Linked DNA regions of Homo sapiens: region 1 is linked to region 2. A link is an interaction called in ENCODE POLR2A ChIA-PET data of the cell type or tissue named here. Cell type or tissue: OCI-LY7. All regions are shown on one strand.

The links. ChIA-PET counts read pairs that join two places held together with the same protein. Peaks named below come from ENCODE experiments on the same cell type or tissue, not always from the same donor. Only the 100,000 strongest peaks of a DNase experiment are listed, where the experiment ranks them.
Region 1: POLR2A ChIA-PET joins it to region 2 with 5 read pairs; 3 of 35 experiments call an interaction of 5 or more read pairs at or near these places.

What each region holds. Positions count from the first base shown.
Region 1 is chr13:91,055,482-91,063,481 of GRCh38, forward strand. No RefSeq gene overlaps it. Among named protein-coding and RNA genes, the nearest start is that of LINC00380, 32 kb to the right of the region's middle. In OCI-LY7, no CTCF peak of the experiment used is centred here; DNase peaks (open chromatin) are centred at 910 and 1,449.
Region 2 is chr13:90,965,465-90,973,464 of GRCh38, forward strand. No RefSeq gene overlaps it. Among named protein-coding and RNA genes, the nearest start is that of LINC00410, 43 kb to the left of the region's middle. In OCI-LY7, no CTCF peak of the experiment used is centred here; a DNase peak (open chromatin) is centred at 3,257.

The sequences.
Region 1 (8,000 bases), 90 kb after region 2:
ATGACTTGAAACCAATGTTGACTGTTTTAATTGAATTAATGGTATCAAATCAAACACTTAGGTTTGGGCACTGATTCCTGACTATTTTCAGAGACTCTTATTTATTGGAAATTGACAGACCCCAGGCAGGATTCAAGCTAACCAGTGGTCCCAGACCTTATACTTCTAAGTGGGAACTGCATAATAACAATCTAAAATATATAACATATAGAAACAAATCTGGGACAAAGTCTAAGGAAACTGTTAGAGGAAGCTGAAAAAATGGTAAAGAAACTGTTCCAGAAAGCTGAAAAAATGAACACTTATATTATCTACTGGTAAAACAATTAGTAAAACTGCCTTATGTGATAACATAGAAGACAGACGCACTAATGAGCTATTGGACTTGGCAAATAAATCACCAGGCAAGATATTAAAAATACGGTTGTATTTATCTGTGTATTATAAAGTAATACAAGAAAGAGATAAGTTCAAGGATCAGGGTGTGAGGAGTGGGAATGCCCAATTTGAAACTAGAATTTCGAGTAAATAGAGGGGCAAAATTGGCACTACAAAATAGAACTGTCTTTTATTTCCAATCCTAAGCCAAGAAAAAAATTCTCAAAGAACTGAACTCAGGAAATAGACCAAAGCAAGGGTGTAGCTGTAGGTCCTCCATCAAGATTAAGGCAGCAACTAGAGAAAAAGAAAAAAAAAAAGATTTCTAAGAATCTTGAGAGTATTGTTCCATAGCAGCCTGTTCCTCCCAAAGTAGTGTGATTAAGTATAGAAAAATACAAACACCTACAAGAGAACTATGCATTTTAGCAAAACACATGAAATAAATTCAAATGCAAAAACTACCCACAGAGGTTTTAGTTGTATTGCAAAAAGCACTGCCAAACTGATTAAATGAGAGCAGTGATATGAAATGCAAAACAACTCAGGGTGCCAACTTTGTAAAAAGAGGAACCAGGCTAAAAAAGCTACTTCCCACCAAAAAAAAAAAAAAAAAAAAAAAAAAAAAAAAAAAAAAAAAAAAAAAAAAAACACCATGGTTTTTCAAAGAGTAGAAAGAAGAGAATAGAAGAGACAAGACACCTCAGAGGGCAGAGCCAAAGTCATAAGGAAAAACAGACTGGAAATCCACTCTCAAGGAGCAGAACTGAGTCCTCATCAAGGAACATTTTCTGACTCCAGAGGGATTTTGGAATACCATTGTTTACAAAGGACTATGAGATCCTCCGAGGAAAAAGGGACGGGTTTTTTTTTTTATTTTATTAAAAAGTAATATGTAGATTGGGGAGATACAGCCTCTGATGTAAAACAAAAGCAAACCCTGAGGAGGAGACAGGGAGTAGGAGATACTAAAGGCAAACACCTCAGGCAGGGGAGGGCAATAGAAGAACGAGAGTCTTGATTGGATGACCTTTAAGCCCAAAGTCACCAGTCTCTCTTAGTTGTCTGGTTCTAGATGTTCTGTTGGTGGTCAGCTGGGGAATTTTCAGCTGTGGTCTATCTTAGCACTGACAGGAACTAGTAACTACTTTGGCTTGACTGTAGGAAATGAGGTTCTGAGACACTTTTACAGTAACTTTCTGAGAACAAAGGACACGACTGCTCTCTCACTCTGTCATGGCTGCCTCTTTCTGTTTTAACTTTGAGACCCTGATTAGCCACAGGAGTTCATTTTGTCTGTCCAGAGGCATATGTGGACATCTCCCCAGCTTTTGGTCAAAACCTGCTCTAGGCAGTGTTCATAACCAGCTTAAACTTTTGTCTCATATCATCAGAGTGGTGTGGCTGTCTCTTCTGGATCTATCTGTTTTCTTAGTGGGACTCATGTAGCTGAGCGACTCATGGCCAATTTGAACAACTTGGGCCAAGCAGGGTGAAATAGTAGGCAGGCTGGCCAGGTGCAGTGGCTCACGCCTGTAATCCCAGCACTTTAGGAGGCCGATCATTTGAGGTCAGGAGTTTGAGACCAGCCTGGCCAAAATGGCTAAACCTCATCTCTACTAAAAATACAAAAAAAAAAAAAAAAAATTAGCCAGGTGTGGTGGCACAGGCCTGTAATCCCAGCTACTCAGGAGGCTGAGGCATGATAATCGCTTGAACCCAGGGTGCAGAGGTTGCAGTGAGCTGAGATTGCACCACTGCACTGCAGCCTGGGACTCTGTCAAAAAAAAAAAAAGGAAGAAAGAAGGGAAGGGAAAGGGAAAGGAAAAGGAAAAGGGAAAGGAAAGGAAAGGAAAGGAAAGGAAAGGAAAGGAAAGGAAAGGAAAGGAAAGAAAGGGAAGGAAAGGAAAGGAAAGGAAAGGGAAGGAAAGGAAAGGAAAGGGAAGGGAAGGGAAGGGAAGTAAATAGGCAGGCATTTTTTATCTTCGTCAGATCTTTAGAGATATTTATCAGTGTCTCTTATTGATGTTTGATGGTACCAGTTAAGTCTCTGGACAAGACCTGGAAGTGTCTTGTAATTAAAATCTGGGTTGGAGAACTGATAACATATTTGTTACAGCAGGTAAGAACAATTTTAAAGAGGAGCTAGGCATCTAGAAATGACACAGATATTCTATGATTAACTATTACTTAATTTAATATAGCATCACTTTAAGAGTTTAAATAACTGACAAGAATTTCAAAACTGTGACGCAGATATTCTTTTTCGTGTTTTTTTTTCTATTTTCCTGGGTTTTAAGTTCCCATGGGGCATCCAAGGGTGGCTATGAAGGACAGGGCCTAAGTCCTGAATTTGCATACCAGACATAGAGCTCAGGACCAAGGACAGAGCTGTGAAAGCAATGTCAGGAGGATCTAACCTGTCCACAAGTGGCCAGGAGTGAAAGCTGTGCCAGGAAGGATGGGGCCATATTAGACTTGGCTTTGTCTTGTAGCTTGTGTTTCAGGCACTAGGAACATGTCCCTAGGCCTCACCATGGCACCTTACCCAGACCCCAGATTCTAGAGGCTCAAAGTCAAACACAAGCTCATAGCAACATATGTGTAAGGCTTTGAGGAAGCCCAGTAGCCAGTCCTTACAGCTTTAACTCACAGACAAATAAAGCAATTATCAAAAATACTACAGAAGTGACAGTTATGATTCTAAGACATCTAGGAGAAACAGCCTAAACCTTTCTGAAAAGTAGGCCCAGGCAAAAATGTCTGAATTCTATTCAATATGACAATTCTGAAGACATTATAATTTTATTTTGGCAACAACTTTAAACTAGTTTTATTTACCAAAGATTACTAAAGTCACATGAGCTAAAACGCATTGAGTTAGTTTTTAAATTTTTTGGTAAAATATTTTATTTATGTGCTTATTTTAAGCCAATTAATTAGAGGTTTTAAAATGTATTTTGGTATGGAAATACTACATATACATAACACATAAAAACATATAGAGATAGAGAAATGAACATAGAAATAGATGTTATAGCTTTATAAGATTTTCTTATCATGTCTCAATATTTTTGTCTACCAGACTATCAAGCCCTAGACAATTGTTAGCTAGGCAATCTGAAATTTTTACTTAAACACATACACAAATATTCATTGTGGCACTATTCACAATAGCAAAGACATGGAATGCTCATCAATGACAGATTGGATAAAGAAAATGTGGTACATATACACTATGGAATACTATGCAGCCATAAAAAATAAGATCATATCTTTTGTGGGAATATGGATGGAGCTGGAGGCTATTAACTTTAACAAACTAATGCAGGAACAGAAAACCAAATACTGCATGTCCTCACTTAAAAGTGGGAGCTAAATTATAAGAAATTTAGAACACAAGGAAGGAAACAACAGACACTGGAGCCTACTTAAGTTTGAAGGGTGAGAGGAGAGAGAAGCAGAAAAGATAAGGTACTTGCCTTAATACCTGGGTGATGAAATAATCTGTACGACAAACCCCATGACACAAGTTAACCTATGTAACAAACCTTCACATGTACCCCCAAACCTAAAATAAAAGGGTATTTTTTTGTTTTTAAATGAGATCAATTTAAAAATCTAAAAAAAAAATCCCAGCATTCCACTCAGTTCTAATTTAAATTTTCTATAAGTCATTACGAGGTTATGAAGATTAAATAATATCAAATGCTTATGTGATACTGACTAGTGTGCACCCATTGCTCTAACTGCCTTACATATTTATATTTGTTTCATCTTCACTGCAACTCTGTGGGGCAGTTTCTCCTACTGCTTTCATTTATTTGATTGTTGAGCAACTGTATACAACACAGGGCTAGTATCTTGTCTCAGAAAAAAAATGAGATTGCATTCTAGTCAGTCTGCCTCTCATTGAATAAAATAATAGCTTGAAAATTAAACTTGCACCACTGACACACACAAAAAAAACAAGACATGACTTTTAGGTTAAAATTTACATTTCAGAGACAGAACTTAGATATAAACACCATTATTTGCTGAGACAAGAGAAAGGCTTAACCATAATGCCCAGTCAAAATAAGATTGTCAGGAAAAGTATCTCAGACTAAGGTAAGGTTTTTATGTAGATTTTAAGCCAATGTCTTTTTTATCATAAAAGTCTGTAGAGGCTTATGTGTATAAATGGAGCTTTTTAATAGATGTAATTTTTTTTTACAACAAGTTTTAAAATTGTCAGCTAAATTTTAAAGTACCTTTGAGAGTAATCTAATTAGATAGGTAGTCTTTTTAACTTAGCTTTGTTTTTTTTTTTAATTAGATTACTGGCTTCAGGGTAGAGTTCTTTAATAGGGCAAAGAAAGTATTTTCAGTTTTCAGGTCCTAATATTTAAGGAAGGCAGTGTATCTAGATCTTTAAAAACCAAGGATCTCATTTTTAGACTGAATTCCAGTCCCTGAGAAGAGAAAAATGCCATGAGAATGGATCGTACCCAGTTTTACAGTGTACCTCACTGTAAAGACATTCCCCGAGGCCGCTGGTGACCCAACAACAGTCAGCCCACTCTATGATCAGCCCACCCCCCATGGGATTCTTATTTCTCGGTGGTGACCACCCTCATAGCCTCTAAGTGTTCAAACCTGTCTTTTTATCTAAACATGCAAAGAAATTGTATTAACAACCATATATTGTAACCACTGTCAACTACCTCTAAATCTGTAGCCCTTGCCAATGACCCATTAGTGGTTGTTTTCATAGTAGAAAGTAATCTCTAGTACCCCTAAAAGCTAAAGAGATGAGGCAACATAATGTAAAAGAAAGCAGATCTTTAGACTTGTAAATCACCTCTCCGCTACTCCTTAGGCTCCACAAGAAGACAGAAGGCCCCAAAAAGGGGATGAGTGGTGCCTTTTTTATGTTTCTTAAATAGTCTGAGCTACTAGAAGTCTCCTCTAGATGTCTTTATGTGGTGCCAAAGACAGTAAATAGGAAAGAGGATCTTGATTATCAGCTTCTAGTTAAGCTGACCTCTAACCATAAGGTTGTTTTAAAAAAAACTTTTTAAATTTTTTATTATTGGATTTTAGCTGGAACAAACAGCTGATATTCCTGACTTGCGGATTTTTTTTAACCAGAGTTACCTTTCCAAGTGACTTCTAAAAACAATAAGGCTTAACCAGGGTTATGACTTAATCAAGGACACATAAAGTATCTCTAAAGAGGTGGAAATAAGTCCTCACAAGATTCAGAACCACCTCAAAGATAACTCAAAGAAAGTAAAGATTCCTTAAATGGACTACAACTCACATTTCTGTCTGGCCTTATATTTTAGGATCTCAGTTCTTCAGCTGAGCCCCTATGCATGAAGGCCCAAAAGCTCTGTAAACCCTGCAGAGAAAAAAAAAAAAAAAAGACAAGAAACTAAAAGCTGTCTATAAAGGGAAAAGGGTAAATAACAAAAAGGTACCCCAGAAGGTTAACAGTCTTATAAATAATTTAAAACAAATGGGATCAATTCCCTGACCTAGAATCAAACCTGTACCACAGTCATGTAAGCACAGAATCTTAGTCACTAGAAAACAGGATTTTTTTTTTTTTGAGACAGTCTCACTCTGTCACCCAGGCTGGAGTGCTGTAGCATGATCTCAGCTCACTTCAACCTCCGCCTCCCGGGTTCAAGAAATTCTCCTGTCTCAGCCTCCCGATTAGCTGGGACTACAGGTGCATGCCACCACACCCAGCTAATTTTTTCTATTTTTAGTAGAGACGGGATTTCACCATGTTAGCAAAGATGATCTCAATCTCCTGACCTCGTGATCCACCTGCCTCGGCCTCCCAAAGTGCTGGGCTTACAGGCGTGAGCCACCGCGACCAGCCAGGGTGTTTTTTAAGAAATCTTGTAGGGGATCCAAAGCAGGCAATTTGAGAAAGAGATGTTTCCTTGAGAGGTCATAAAAGAGGCAATTCCAAGGATACACACACACACACACACACACACACACACACACACACACAAAATATACTCTCAGAAATAGGTCGAGATAGCTAAAGACTCTTGTCACCACGGACAACAGTTAAGGATCATGTCTGTGAATATGCTGTCTCTGGTGACCCAAACATTTGTAGGAGGCCACCAGTTAAAGACCTGTTCATCTGTGATGCCAAGAAGGCCCTCCTGAGATTGGACTTTCCCATGACTTACCAGGTAGCAAGAGTTGAGATGACAAAAATTCCCTGAGAATGGGATATCTTTAGACAAACTCCCTTGAGAGCAAAAAAATGTAGATTAGAACTGTAAAACTGACCAGGCTGCAGAGCCAGCTAGAGCAATGAACTTACAGGGGTTTTAGGTCCATGTTCTACCCTCTGGTACCCTTCTTTAGGACAGAACAACACCGAAAGACAAAAATAAAGGAAAAGACAATTTTGGGAAGGAAAAGGAATCAAGTAATATGAATATTTATAAGAAAAAATACTAAAAGCACACCAGAGTTGCTACACCCAAGACCAGTCACAATAATCCTTTCTTTCTCATGAATCAAGATTTTGCAGGCCAGGCACGGTGGCTCATGTCTATAATCCCAGCATTCTGAGAGACCAAGAAGGGCAGATCACCTGAAGTAAGGAGTTCAAGACCAGTCTAGCAAACATAGTGAAACCCGATCTCTACTAAAAATACAAAAAAATTAGCCAGGTGAGTGGCACGTCCATGTAATTCCAGATACTCAGGAGGCTGAGGCAGGAGAATTGCTTAAACCCAGGAGGCAGAGGTTGCAATGAGCCAAGATCGGGCCACTGCACTCCAGGCTAGGCAACAGAGTGAGACTTGGTCAAAAAAAAAAAAAACAGTTTTGCAGAGGAGACAGTGATTTTTTTTTAATCATAAATAATCTTTACCTTTCTGTTGGCTTCTCAAGTCCTGGCTTCTAGAAAAGCAGAGTGTCTTTGGTGTCTTGCTTACTGTGTCAAAGCTGCAGGGCCCAAAGGAAGGCTTTCCTTTTGCCCTCTGAAGTTTTGTTGATAAATTAAGTCACAAAGGAGGTGAATAGAAGAAATGGTATAGGAATGTATTAATGTGCTCTTGAGAGAGAACCACAGAGTAATTACCTGCTTCTTGAAAAATGAAAAGTCTCGTGGAAAATATCTTACCCCTTCATCAAGGAGTGAGAACAACTAGCTGAATGAAACAGGACTGTCAACCACGTGGAAGGCTCAAGACTCCAGAGAGACTCACCCAGGCGTAACTGTGGAGGAGCCGGAAGGCCTCAAGGGCTGGTGTTGGTACCAAGGGGCCAGGTCCCTGCAATGTTCCAGACAGAGAAGGTTATGGTGAGAAGGGAAAAGTGGAGGCAGAATATGAGTAGGGGGCGGGGAAATACAGGGATTACAGGGATTCCTGTTTTAGGATCTAAAAGCCTTTTTTATTTTATTTTATTTTATTTTATTATTTTATTTTGAGACAGAGTTTCACTCTGTTGCCCAGGCTGGAGTGCAGTGGTATGATCTTGGCTCACTGTAACCTCCACCTCCCGGGTTCAAGCAATTCTCCTGCCTCAGCCTCCCGAGTAGCTGGGATTACAGGCATGTGCCACCATGCCCAGCTAATTTTTGTATTTTTAGTAGA
Region 2 (8,000 bases):
GCTGTGAGTAAAAAGCTATCAAACAGCATTATATGCTATATACGAATCCTTCATGAGAGGAAGAATCAATAAATGCAGCAAACTTCATTGTTGTCTTATATTAAGAAATTACCACAATCATCACCCTGGTCAGTCAGCAATCATCAACACTGATGCAAGACCCTACACCAGCAAAAGATTACAATTCACTTAAGGCCCAGATGATTGTTTGCATTTTTCATCAATAACATTTTAAATTATGTTATGTACATTTCTTATTTAGAGATAATGCTATTACACACTGAATAGACTACAGTATAGTAAAAACATAACTTTTTTTTCTTTTTTTTTTTTGAGACAGAGTCTCGCACTGTCGCCCAGGCTGGAGTGCAATGGCGTGATCTCGGCTCACTGCAACCTCCGCCTCCTGGGTTCAAGCAATTCTTCTGCCTCAGCCTCCCAAGTAGCTGGGATTACAGGCACCCAACACCATGCCCAGCTAATTTTTTGTATTTTTAGTAGAGATGGGGTTTCATTGTGTTGGCCAAGCTGGTCTCGACCTCCTGACCTCGTGATCTGCCTGCCTCAGCCTCCCAATGTGCTGGGATTACAGGCATGAGCCACCACGCCCGACCCCAAAACATAACTTTTATACGCACTGGAAAACCAAACAATTCATATGACTCTCTTTGTTGTGGTATTCATTTTCTTGTGGTGGTCTGGAATGGAACCCACAATATCTTTGAAGTATGCTTGTATATTCCTTGACTACTATGAGATACCCAGCTACTCAAAAAGTACCTTAGCTATGCGATTGAAGATCTATATGACCAGTTTTACACTGGAATGTCCCTGACTCCTTTTAGAAATAAACACTGTGGGCCAGGCATGGTGGCTCAGGCCTGTAATCCCAGCACTTTAGGAGGCTGAGGCAGGAGGATTGCTTGAGGCCAGGAGTTCCAGGCCAGCCTAAGCAACATAAAAAATCCCTGTCTCTACAAAAAAACAATTAAAAATTATCCAGTGTAGTGGTGTGTGCCTATAGTCCCAGCTACTCAGTAGGCTAAGATGGGAGGATCCCTTGAGTCCAGGAGTTCGAGGCTGCAGTGAGCCATGATTGCACAGCTACACTCCAGCCTGGACAACAGAGTGAGACCCTGTCTCTTAAAAAAGAAAGAAGTGAACATTATGTTTTGTTGGTCTCACACCTGATTGCTATAGTTCTGTGCAACCTACCAGGTATCATAGGAAAATTCTGTTCTAGACTTTGCCTCAAAGAGGCAGCGCCTCTTCGTGAATATGTAGATGAAATAGTAGTGCTGTTGTTTCATGGTTCACCAATCTACTTGATGTGAAAAGATGAGGTGGGCTTGCTATGTGAGTTACCACATGGTAAAGCAAATCACACTGTGACAATGTGTATAAAGGTGGGACCCTTGAAGGCATAGGGAAAGGTGACCCCCACAGCTCAGCAAGCAAGGAACTACTCTGTGGGTTGTGAAAGGGAGTGAAAAGAAGAAAAGTTTGTTATCGTCATTTATCTCCCTGATGCCTTATACTTAGACATTTAGCCCATATCCTAAACTGATTAGAAATACGATCACTTTATTACATAATCATGAATATTACACGGTGATTGGCTCCATGTGTCTTGGTTATTTCCAACAGCACCATTTTTGCATGTTCAAAACATCAGCTAAAATCCCTGTTGGCCCGTAAGTTTTCTTCCTCAGCTTTGAGAGCGTGAATGTTCCCTGGAACAAATCATGAGATCACAGCCTAGGAACAAAGAAGCACAAAAAGGGCACGATGTACAACAATTACCACTCCCTTCCTAGTTTCCCCAACTGTTATGTTCACAATGCTCAGCCAACCACTAACAAGAAAGGAAAACCGTGGTACAGGAAGATAGAGTTTCTTCCTTTCTTTAGCGAGAAAATGACAGTTTCATTGACCTAAAATCACCTGCCAGCACATCTTGGACTTACTTCAGGGTCCTGAAGGTGGAAAGATTCAGAAGCAGTGCTAGTTCTTCATTTCTCTGAATAGAAATAAAAACACTCCAATTTTAGAAGATGAGAGGAGAGTAATACAGGAAACAATCTACTGTGTCTATTACCCAAGAAACACCTGACTCTGTCTCAGAAATAAAGTCACTGAAGTAAAGAGTTCTGTCACTATATTTTTTAAAAGATTGATTCCAATGTGAATTTTCTTCTTGTTCTTATCCTTTTATCTCTAGCATCATCTTCTAAAATGAGAGGCTCTTTTGACTCATAGTAAGTTAATAAGCTCTGTCTTGTGAGTCCATCTTATTTGCCACATTAATGCTCTTCATATTCATAAAAGGAAGTCAGTGAAAAGTATTCTTCTAGTCTCATATAAACAGAAGTGAGTCATGACCTCATATACTGAAGTATGAAATATGCAGAGCAAATTGCACTATGATAGTAATTTGGCTGAATTAACTTTGTTATTCTTTTTTTCTTGAGTTAATGACCATAAAGAGCTTGTCTGCAATAGTGATTGTTTCATATAAACATTAGATAGAAAAGTGTTCAGTAATGTTTTAAATGAACTTATAGATGTATATGACTACCATGTCCCAACATGAACATATTTCCATAGAAGTATATTTCAGACAATGTTATAAGATAAAGCTAATGGGAAGATATCATTTGCAGTTCAGAGAATCCATAATGGATATTGAAGAAATATATTTTGAACATATTGAAATTTCCTCTAAAGATACAATTTGTAGTAATTCAGCTAAAACACAATAATTAAAACTCTACGTGTTGGAGGGTGCTAGCTGATTATAAAACTAATTCCCTCTTCTTCCTGGGCCACAGCTAGATTAACTTTCCCCAGCTCACTTGAAATTAGATGTGGGCATGTGACTGACTTCTAATGGAGTGTGAGTAGAAATGGTGCATGCTTGCTCCCAGACTGGCCACAGAAATTTCCTGTGTGTTTATACTCTTCTTTCTGTTGCTTCTGAGAAGTGCAGAACCAGAAATTGAAGGAGCAGAGACATTGAATTACCATCAGGCTGGGGGCATGAAAATAAAGCAATGTCTTTTAGGATCCATGGCAAAAACCAGAGACTCCTCTAATATTTCTGTATGGAAAGAGATTTATTACAAGGAAGGTGATGCGTACAAACTAGTTAGAAGGATTGGGTGAACAGAAGTCATGGGGCTTCTATTAGATTTCAAGCTATACTACTGCCATTGTGAGAGATCAGAAAACTTCTGCTGCCACCCAGAGGTGAAAAAGCCTCCTGACATAGCTGCCAACTCCCCAAATGCCCACAGCCCCAAAGCCTGAAACCAGGCAGCAGAACACTGAACTCTACAATAGCAAAAATCAGTGTCTGCAGAAGTCTACTTACCAACTGCCACCACTGAGGGAGAAGAAAACACCTTTGCATCCTTTCACCTTACAAATCCTCCATAAGTACATCTCAGTGCAAAATCTAAATCAAACTTGAAACCTGCCAGTCAGGGAGTCAGAATCCGGGAAATACAGTTCCAAGGTTAGAACTGTAGAGAATGTTTCTCTTTATTGCAGAGGATAGATGCCAAAGCAAGTTGCTTGCACCAGTGACTACTTAGGCAGTAAATGTCAATATGTTATTTTGCTGTGGAAGAATATGATGTGCCAGTCATAGATATATAACAAACCCCGAGACTTTCATAAATAATTAGTAAGATTTAGGGGAGGAAAGGAGCTAAGGCTCTGCTTTTATTCAAGTGGGAGGCAATGAGCCAATATTATAAAGATGTTTGTTTGAATGAGACTATTCTTTTTTAGTCACATAAACACAAAACCTGGGGAGACTTTGATTACACACAGTGGGTTACAATGGACGCAGCTCCGTTCCTGTCTTTTCTGTGACTCAATGTTGAACACACACCTCTCTGTTACACATTTGGTACTAAGTCCTGATGGGATGAGTTTGTCTAGAGCAACGGTATTTAACCTTTCTTAGATGCTTGCTGGAAAGCTGGACAAATTCCTCTAGCTTCTGAAGAGAAAATATTAGTTTCCAGTGAGCTTAGGGAAAAGGCCCAGCAGAAGCTGCTGTGGAATAATAATGTCCATTTGAGTATATGAAAGAAGAAACAGACACGAAGTTCTAGAGAGCAGGCAAAGGCTGCAACCACTAATAATCAGTATTTCTTCTGTGTCCCCTATTCTTCTGAAAGGGCTTTCTTGTTCTGATTTAAAAGTCAGGCCAATAGTTTTCTTTGACATGGCATTTAGTGTGAGTAGTAATTCTCCTATTCAGTTTTACTATCTTTGAGGTAGTTACTCTTATATCTTCATTTTACAAGTGAGAAAACGGGCTTAGAAAGGTTAAATAGCTTGTCCAAGTACTCTATTTATGTGAGCTACAAATTACATTCTTCCTAGAAGTATAGAACTGAATTTATAAGCTCTTCCAACTCAGAAATTATAGAAAAGTATACTTAATGCCAGTATAATTTTTCTACAAAGTTTATCTAGCTATATCAAAGGATTATAACCTGCATTGATTTATTATTATATGATGATCAAACTTTATCAAGTTGAAATATGTAGAAAATAAAATTATTTCACAACTCCAATCTCGAAGTAAAAATCACTCAACAGTTTGAAATACAGAGGTAAATATGTATGTTTTAATTAACAGAATACTGAATATACACAGTTATGCCGCATTTCTCCTTTTGAAAAACAATCTCCTTTTGAACTGAATTGTTTCTTTTTTTCACTATCACAAATAATTTTGCAATTGGTTTTGAATTTTTTTCTAAGAAATCAGTTTATGCATAAAATAGTCATTGCCTTTTATGTTTAATATTTAATTATGATATATGCAAAAATAGGTAACTTTCTTACCCAAACTTCAGTAACAGGAGCAACATATTTGTAATTTAGTAACCAGACATTTGCCTGCATATAACCAGTAAGTTATCTCTTTTCCTGTTTGCCCCGAGAATACTCACCAGCAGCACATGCAGCTGCAGCATTTACCCCGAGATAACCTTACCACAAAATCTCTCGCTTTTATTATGATTTCCACATCTCTCTAGTATATTGACTTTGAAAACAAAAGACATTATTCTATTGGTAGCATTCTGGTTTTAGTAGTAGTGTTTCCATTTACAAAGTATGGTAATTCTCAACCGCTGAAAATGGCAAATCCTAGAAAACATAGCATTCTTGCGCATGATGTTAACATTGTTCTCGAACAGTTGTTGGTCGAAGATTTATTGGATGAATCCATTTTTTCCAAAATAGACTATTAAAGAGCATGTTTATGTAAAATTAAATGAGCTCTGGCAGCGGGCTGCACTGTCTTTTTCTAAACGGGAACATAAACTACAAAGTGCTATTTACCTTAATGACTCAGATAAGGCAAAAATCCCGGGGATGAACTACAGAAAAAGAGAAGGATTAAAAGTGAGAGAACTGAGGAAGTCATCTGTGTGCCTGATTACTTCTATGTCTTTACTCGACCAAATCCTTTCATTCAATTTGTTAGAAATATGATTTTAATTATTGCTCCTACTGAAAATAAACTTGTCTAATTACTTGAATAATTGTATAAATGTACCTATATGCATAAGTAGCAACATTATCATGGTCAATTTGTCCTATCTGGCAACAGTCAAACACATTTTCATGAATTAAATTTCTATAATAATTGCAGATACAGAAGAAAACATAGATCCAGTAAAATAGATCAATTAGGTGAAAAAATTTTCCAGAATAGACTAATGATAATATGATACTATGTATTATTTACTCCCAGAGAATTTTTCTATATCAATATTTTTATTACATCTAACAGATAATACAAGTTTCTGTCTTCTTCAGAGAATCATTTCCAGACCCTGTGCATACCCACAAGGTGCACAAATCTTAATAATTGCATGACTGAAGGCACACTGGCGTGAATTTGACAAATCTGTGAATTGTCAGAAGAAGCAGGACAGTTATGAGAGAGAGCATATGAGGATAAGCAAATACACAGTTGGATAGAAAAATGGTTAGATGATTAGATTAGATACATAGATAATAGATAGATGGATAGATAGGATAAATATATGGTATTTGAAATTGAATATTTGTATATTTCACACACTGTCATAAGGGCTTTGTGTAAATTACGCTTCTTAGCCTTTACGGTAATCCTATGAAGTGGGCATCTTAAATGAGATGTAATATTTGAGACTTTAAGCTGAATTGCAGATGATCTCACACTCAATAAATGACACATTCAGGATTCAAATGAATTTGAAAGCATAGACTCTCACTTATTCATGCAATACAATCCAGTCACCATTATGTGCCAGCACCATTCTAGGCATCACTGATAAAGTGGGAAATAAAACAGACCAAGTTTCTGCCATCCTATTTCTTATACTGTACTGAGGAGAAGAGACAAAAAATATATAAGTACATAATATATTAGGAGCTAATGGACATTGTGAAAAAAGTAAAATCAAAGTGAAGGAAAAGATCGAGTCAGGGAGTCTAAACACTGTTTTTTATAGGAAAGAAGATGTTTGAGCAGAGACCTGAATGGAGCCCAGCACTGCCATCAGGCTATCTGGATGAAGGACATTTCTTGCAAAAGAAAAAGCTCAAATATTCCCAGGTGGGTGTTTGCTGGATGTGTGAGAACAGTTGCAAGGAGATCAGCATTTGCTAAAGACGAATGAGTTGGGGTTGTTGCAGGAGGTGGTGAAGCAGCAAAGATATTAGGGAAAGACCACACAGATTTTCATTTGGGATTTTAGTCTAAGTGATATGGGGAGCCATTTGAGAACTATGGTGAAGAAGACGGCAGAGTCTACTACAGTGCTAATAGGCTAACTCTGGCTTCCATGGGGAGAGTTGTCAGTAGGGAGGAAAAAGAAGAGACCAATTAGGAGGGTGATTCTCAACCCCAAAAATCCAGTGCTTTTTTTAAATTAACAAACATAAATGCCCTTTTTTTAATCATTTTAAATAAATCTGAACTACCTACACAAATGATTACCAAAGTAAATCAAAATTTAACCTAGGCATGGTGGCTTACATCTGTAATCCCAACACCTTGGGAGGCCAAGATGGATCACTTGAGGCCAGAAATTCAAGACCACTCCTACCAATATAGTGAGAGTGTCTCTCTAAAAATTAAAAAAAAAATTATCAAAAATTGAAATTCCTATTTATAATACAAATGAGCAATAAATGAAAAACAATTTATTTTAAAAACCATTTATTTTGACATATGTCTTTTTCTGCAAAAAATACATTAAAAAACAGTAATGAGTGATCAGATTTTGACACTCATGTGTATGTGTACCAAAATTATGAAAGCTAAAAGAGCTGACCAATCCAGATGTCTTATACTGGCAACTCAAGGACAAAAAAACTGCATGGCCAATAATAATGTCATCGTCTGAAGTGATGAAAATAATCCTAGTAAAGTTTCAAACAACACTTAAACTTTTAATTTACACAGCAGTTATATTCCTGAAAAATCCTACGTATTTTAGCGGGGGAAACATGGGGCCAAGCTACTTTATGTTTGTAAGTAAAATAGAATGAGATTCTAGGCTCAGACATGACCAAGAATGCGAGGCACTTAAAAGTCAAGCAGAGTGAAGGATAATTATTTATTCTGGTGTACTTTCCTGTGCATCACTAGCCCCCACTGCTCGGTAAAGGATTAATATCTTCTTCAACCCCTCTAATCAATGAATACAGCCCCATAGGTTTTGAAAGTGCTTCCAGAAGAAGGTGTTACCCATTTTAGAATGACTGAGTCAGGAGACTAAAGCAAAGGACAAGTGAAAAGGGAATCACACTGAAGGTGGTGATCAGTGGCAGATTCAGGATATGAAGTCAGAATTTACCGGATTTGCCAGTGATTGGATGGGGGATGTGAAGGAAAGAATGGCATCAAGGATGATTCCACGTATTCCAGTTTGAGAAACTTGGAGGAAGGAGGTGCTATACAGAGACAAAAGCTTATGACT